Linked DNA regions of Homo sapiens: region 2 is linked to region 1. A link is an interaction called in ENCODE POLR2A ChIA-PET data of the cell type or tissue named here. Cell type or tissue: OCI-LY7. All regions are shown on one strand. Links, peaks and the distances in the headings refer to the core of each region. The heading gives the core; the rest is flanking DNA.

Region 1 (2,903 bases), core at 94-2,593:
AATTGTTATGCTTATATGCCTCCTAAGAAAAATAATCACAGGCCAGGCATGGTGGCTCACGCCTGTAATTTCAGCACTTTGGGAGTCTGAGGCAGGTGGATTACTTGAGGTCAGGAGTTCAAGATTAGCCTGGCCAAAATGGTGAAACCCCGTCTCTACTAAAAATACAAAAAAAAAAAAAATTAGCCAGGTGTAGTGCCACACACCTGTAGTCCCAGCTACTTGGGAGGCTGAGGCAGGAGAATCACTTGAACCCAAGTGAGCCAAGATCGTGCCATCACACTCCAGCCTGGGTGACAAGAGTGAAACTCCATCTCAAAAAAAAAAAGAGAAAAAGAAAAACAATCACAGGTCGGGCACAGTGGCTCACACATGTTATCCCAGCACTTTGGGAGGCCAAGGCAGGAGGATCACTTGAGGTCAGGAGTTCGAAACCAGCCTGGCCAACATGGCGAAACCCTGTCTCCACCAAAAATACAAAAATTAGCCAGGCACGGTCGCACACGCCTGTAATACCAGCTACTCGGGAGGCTGATGCAGGAGAATCGCTTGAACCCAGGAGGTGGAGGTTGCAGTGAGCCGAGATTACACCACTGTACTCCAGCCTGGGCGACAGAGCCAGACTCTGTCTCAAAAAAAAAAAAAAAAAGAAAAGAAAAGAAAAACAATCACAAACGACTATAAAAACCACAACCTGCAACCTTCCACACAAAAAAAGAAAAAATTAATTAATTAAAAAAAATAAAAATACTTCTGTGAGGGAATCTGCCCAGCAACTGCCTGGCTAACCCCAGACTGGTGTCACCTGATCTCTGTAGCCAAGCATAATTATTTCAAAACAATTATATAATCCTCCTCATTTTTTCCCTTTGAAAACATTTGTCTTCATTTACCTCCCTGAATACACACTGGTTTCTATAGCATGTGTATTCCCATTGCGATGTTCTATTCCCAAATAAACGTCATTTTCTTTTAAAGAGCCTCTCTGTTATTTAGGTTGACACCTTAAAGGGAAAACAGTGTTTGGGATGGAGTGAACTGAAATTATACCTTTCCTCCCCCCAAGGGAAGAATCAAGCATCATTCAATATTGGCTAATGTGGAAAATGCTTCGAAATGGGCAAGAGATGCCAGGCGCAATGGCTCATGCCTGTAATCCCAGCACTTTGGGAGGCCAAGGCAGGTGGATCATTTGAGGTCAGGAGTTCAAGACCAGCCGGGCCAACATGGTGACACCCCATCTCTACTAAAAATACAAAAAATTAGCCAGGCATGGCGGTGTGCATGCCTGTAGTCCCAGCTACTCATGAGGCTGAGGCAGGAGAATCACTTGTACCTGGGAGGCAGGGGTTGCAATGAGCTGAGATTGTGCCACTGCACTCTGCATGGGTGACAGAGCGAAACTCCATCTCAGAAAAAAAAAAAAAAAAGGCAAGAGAGAGGAAGATGACCCCATATTATTTTAAAAGAAGCCAGGTCAAAGTCATGTGAATAAAAGGAATACAAATTTGTTTGGTATGAGACGTGGCAGAGGTGGATTGGGATGAAGTGGCAAGAGGATCCCCTCACAAAGAAGTTAGACCCTCTATGGAAGTGTGTTTGGTTTCAAGAAGTGTTAGAAGGAAAACCAGGCACAGCCACAGGGAAGCTTCCTGTCACAGTACTCCCCCTCCCAGCAGCAGATAGGCCACAGGCTGCCCCTCTGCAGAGATCTCAGCTGACCCCAGGAGAAAGCCACCAGGATCAGAGAAGAGAGGTGGCTGTGAAATTCCCAAGACACAAGAAGGGATCAAGACTGGAGGGGGTGGGGAAACTGACTAGAAAGTCTTCAAGGTAGGAGACCATGAGAGCTCAGATCAGGAGAAGGGGTAGAAAGGCGGGACCTCCTCTGCAGCCTCCACCTTGAGGCCCAACCCCTTGTCAAGAGACAGGGATGAGGGGGTGGAGCAAATCGGGCCCAGTTTCTACCTTCCCCCACCTTGAAATCCTCCCAGCTTTCTAAGGTTTTAGGATATTGATCTATGTGAAAAACAGCCGATTCAATGTGACGCAGTTTGTGGGCAGTGGGTAAAGAGGGACCTGGCCCAGTGAGGAGTAGCTGCCCTCCAACCAAAGAGTCAGAAAAAAAAAAAAAAAGTCAGTTTTGAACACACCTAGTTTAAGGAACTTGTGAGTCGACCAGAGGGAGATGTCCTAGAGGCAGGAAGAAGGCCTGAGCTGGAGGTTTGGGGGCTATAAGCATATGGATGGAAGTGAATGAGGTCATCCCAAAAAAGTGTGCAGAGTAAAGAGAGGGTCTGTGGCAGACCTGGAGGACACCAGTATTTCAGGCTGTCCTAGCCCAATCAGCCAAGACCACCAAGGAACAAACCCATGGTTTGATGAAGTCAGGTTTCTTGTCCCCTTGTAATGAGACAGACAGCACACTGGAGAAACCAAGGAGTGTCCCACTAAGCACAAAGGAAGATAGTTTTACAGGGTTTGGGAGGGGGTGGAGATGAGGTGAAATTTAAATGAAGCAATATTTTGATAGGCTCAAAGCAAAGCAGAACTGTGTATAAAGGGGCTGGCATCAGTTCTGGACTGCCACAGGACCTACAGTCCTGTTTCTTTGGAAAAAATAAGATAGATGTAGAATATTGTGTTCAAAACTTCCTTACCTGGATCTCTGTACCTGCATTATAAACCCTGTCTATTTAGTGACTTAGATCTTCCAAGCAAGTGTTTTTCTTTTTCTTTTTCTTTTTTTTTTTTTTTTTTGAGCTGGAGTTTCACTCTGTCACCAAGGCTGGAGTACAGTGGCATGATCTCAGCTCACTGCAACCTCTGTCTCCCGGGTTCAAGCAGTTCTCCTGCCTCAGCCTCGAGTAGCTGGGACTATAGGCACGTGTCACCATGCCCAG
Region 2 (2,903 bases), core at 178-2,677, 1.0 Mb after region 1:
AAGCAGAGCCTCATCTGTCATGGGTACTGCTGATCCATGGTGGCTGGCTCACGGAAGGCATTTATTAAACATTTTGAGACTGAATAAAAACACTAGCTAACACCGACATGCATTTATCATGAGCCAGGCACTGATCCACAGGCTTTTGTACTCAACCCTGACGACAACCCTAAGAGGTAGGTATCATTATATCCCTCATTTTATTAATAAGAAAACAACAGCACAGAGAGATGCAGTCACTTGCCCAAGGTCACACAGGGCCAGGGCTTGGGCCAGGATTCGAAGCAGGCAGGCTGTCTCCTGGGTGTGAACTCTCAACTACTGCACCCTAATCAAACAATCCCTCTGGTTAAATGTGAGTGATAATAATAGTACCCACCTCGTGGGTGTTGAGGGTGAGCCCAAGTTAGCATGCAGCGCGGGCATGTGAACAATTATAGTCAATATTGAATGGAGACCTATGATGCTTTTATGAAGGTTTCTATTTTGGGTTAAAAATGCACAAATTTCTCCTGACCAGAAATGATCTCTGAGTGCTAAATATTTTATGTCAATGGAATAACCCAAATGATTAAGCAACACCCATAAAATGGGGCAGACCCAGGGAGGAATATATATCCAAACTGACTCATCCCAGTGAGCTCACCGCACATGAATTACAAATGGGGCCAGGTGCATTAAGCCCCTCTACTGGCAGAAGGGAGGCTGCTGCCTGCCATGGGCCTGTGCTGAGAATGGCAGGTCTCCAGGGAGAGGAGAGGCCACCCCCTTCTCTGTCTCTTCCATCACAGGTGTGAAAGCCTCAGCGCATGAGCTAATTCTGTGCAGTGCTCGACATACAGATGAGAACACTGAGGCACGAGGGACAGCCTGTGACCTGGTCACCGCGCTCAGTAGGACGTGGTTACCCGCGGTCCTGAGGGCGCTGACTTTTTAGAATGGGCGAGGGCAGCTGTGTCCCAGTGACCAGAAGGATTACTGTCTTTAAAAAGTCGTGAAAATGATCGTGAACTGTACCCCACAACGAGTGCGCGTGTGCCTCCCAAGACGGTGGAGAGGCCCCCAGCTTACGCCGCCAGCCCGCGGGGCAAGAAGGGTGCGAGCGACTCTGGCCAGGCCCCAGGGACGGGGACCGGGTCGCGCGGACCTGACCGGCGAGAGCCCAGGCACTCACGTGGCGGGAGCGCCGGGGGCTTCAGCACGGAGACCCATCCCGTCTGCCCCTGGACTCCCGCGAGCCCCGCGGACCTCTCCGCTAGCCCCGCCGCCCACCTGCCAGCGGAAGGAGCGCAGGGCGCGCGCTGCCAGGAAGCGGCGCTTGAAACTCTGCAGCAAGAGTTCGCTCCCCGCGTTCTCCTCGGGCGCCATGACGGGGGCGGGGCCTCAGCCTTGCCGGGAGACCGGGCGGAAGCCGGGCCTGGACTGAAGAGGGGGCGGGCCCAGGGCAGTGCACCGGGGCAGAGAGGGGGCGGGGCCTGGAGGTAGAGTCGTGGGGGTGGCTCTAGGGCGGGGCCAGGATGAGAGTTATGAGGCCGGGGCTTGGGGTGGGGCTAGGATGAGCATTATGAGGGCGAGGCCTGGGGTAGGGCCAGGATAAGTGTCGTTGGGGCAGGTCCTCGGGAGAGTTCAGGTTGGTGGGTCCTGGGGCGGGGCCAGGACAGGGCGATCCTGGAAGTGGGGCTTCGGAAGCGTCCAGGTTGGAGGCGTCCTGGAGGCGGGGCCTTGCATGGGGGCAGGATAAGATTCCCGGAGGCGGGCGTTAGGGTGGGGATAAACAATGATTGGGTTCAGGAGGCGAGACTCGGAGCAGAGTCCAGGAGACAGGTCTTGGGGCGGGGCTAAGACCAGACCAGGAGAAGCGCTCAGGAGGCGGGGCCAGGGCGGGGCGTTGGCTATGTCGTAGCACGTGGCCAGGCGCTGCTCGGACTCTGGGAGGCGGAGCTTAGGACGGGCCGACGTGGGGAGGGGCCCAGGGTCCGGGAGGCGGGGCCGAGTCCGGGCTGCGGGCTGCGCTCAGGAGGCGGGCCCTGGGAGGCGGAGCTTAGGGAGGGGCCGGTGTCGGGAGGGACCAAGAGACTGGGAGGCGGGTCGGGGCTGGGCTCAGGGGCGGAGAGGGAGCTGGGCTTGGGGCTGGGCCGAGACGGAGCGAGGGGTCCAAGGTGTGAGAAACGGGGAGGGGTTTGAGGAGGGGATTGGAGTGTGGCTCAAGTTCGGGAGGCGTTACCTGCGGAGGGTTTGAGGCAGGCCCAGGAGCGAGTCCACGGTCTGCCGACTCGGGGCCATGGTCGGGCCCCAGGATCCGGAGCTTCGGGCGGGGCCGAGTCCGGGTTTGGGGCCCAGGAGGCGGGGCCGTTAGGGCTAGGGTCCCCGGGATCGTCGGGTCAGGCCTTGGGCCAACGTAGGCACTCTCACAGTTCCTCCGCCTTCAGGAAGGTCTTTTTGGCAGGGGCCTTATGGGTGCGCGCTTCGGTCCTGGAGGCCTTATCCTAGCCTCCTCTCCATCAGCGCCACCCGTCTGGGGCCCGATAGGAGGGAGCTTTCCCTCTGTCCCCTAGCCTTTGGACTGTCACCAAACAAGCCATTCGTTCACCAAATACTTATTAAGCGTCTACCATGTGTCTGGCAAGGGATATGTAACAGTGAGAAAAACTAGGTGTGGTCCAGGCCCTCCAGGGGCTCAGGGGCTCGTGGAAGAAGTGGACATTGAAGTACTTATCACACAAATGAGTATAAAAGTACAATAGTGATATCTGCCACGAAGGCGAGCAGACAGAGCTAGCGGGGCTTCCAGGAGGAGTTTTGATCTTGCAGGGACAGGAAGGAGGAGTTAGCTCCTGGGGGGCGGGATTGGGGGTGGTGGTGATATAGACGTGGGGTCAGAGTGGAAAACAACAAAAATATAA

Evidence for each region. Peaks named below come from ENCODE experiments on the same cell type or tissue, not always from the same donor. Only the 100,000 strongest peaks of a DNase experiment are listed, where the experiment ranks them.
Region 2: POLR2A ChIA-PET joins it to region 1 with 7 read pairs; 2 of 35 experiments call an interaction of 5 or more read pairs at or near these places.

The regions. Positions count from the first base shown.
Region 1 is chr11:72,797,526-72,800,428 of GRCh38, reverse strand. No RefSeq gene overlaps it. Among named protein-coding and RNA genes, the nearest start is that of STARD10, 4.9 kb to the right of the region's middle. RefSeq lists an enhancer at 1,510-2,247. In OCI-LY7, for the core only: no CTCF peak of the experiment used is centred there; no DNase peak of the experiment used is centred there.
Region 2 is chr11:71,786,002-71,788,904 of GRCh38, reverse strand. It overlaps the pseudogene FAM86C1P. Among named protein-coding and RNA genes, the nearest start is that of DEFB108B, 46 kb to the left of the region's middle. RefSeq lists a silencer at 1,804-2,113. In OCI-LY7, for the core only: no CTCF peak of the experiment used is centred there; DNase peaks (open chromatin) are centred at 774, 1,464, 1,854 and 2,101; H3K4me3 peaks cover 2,500 bases; H3K27ac peaks cover 1,789 bases.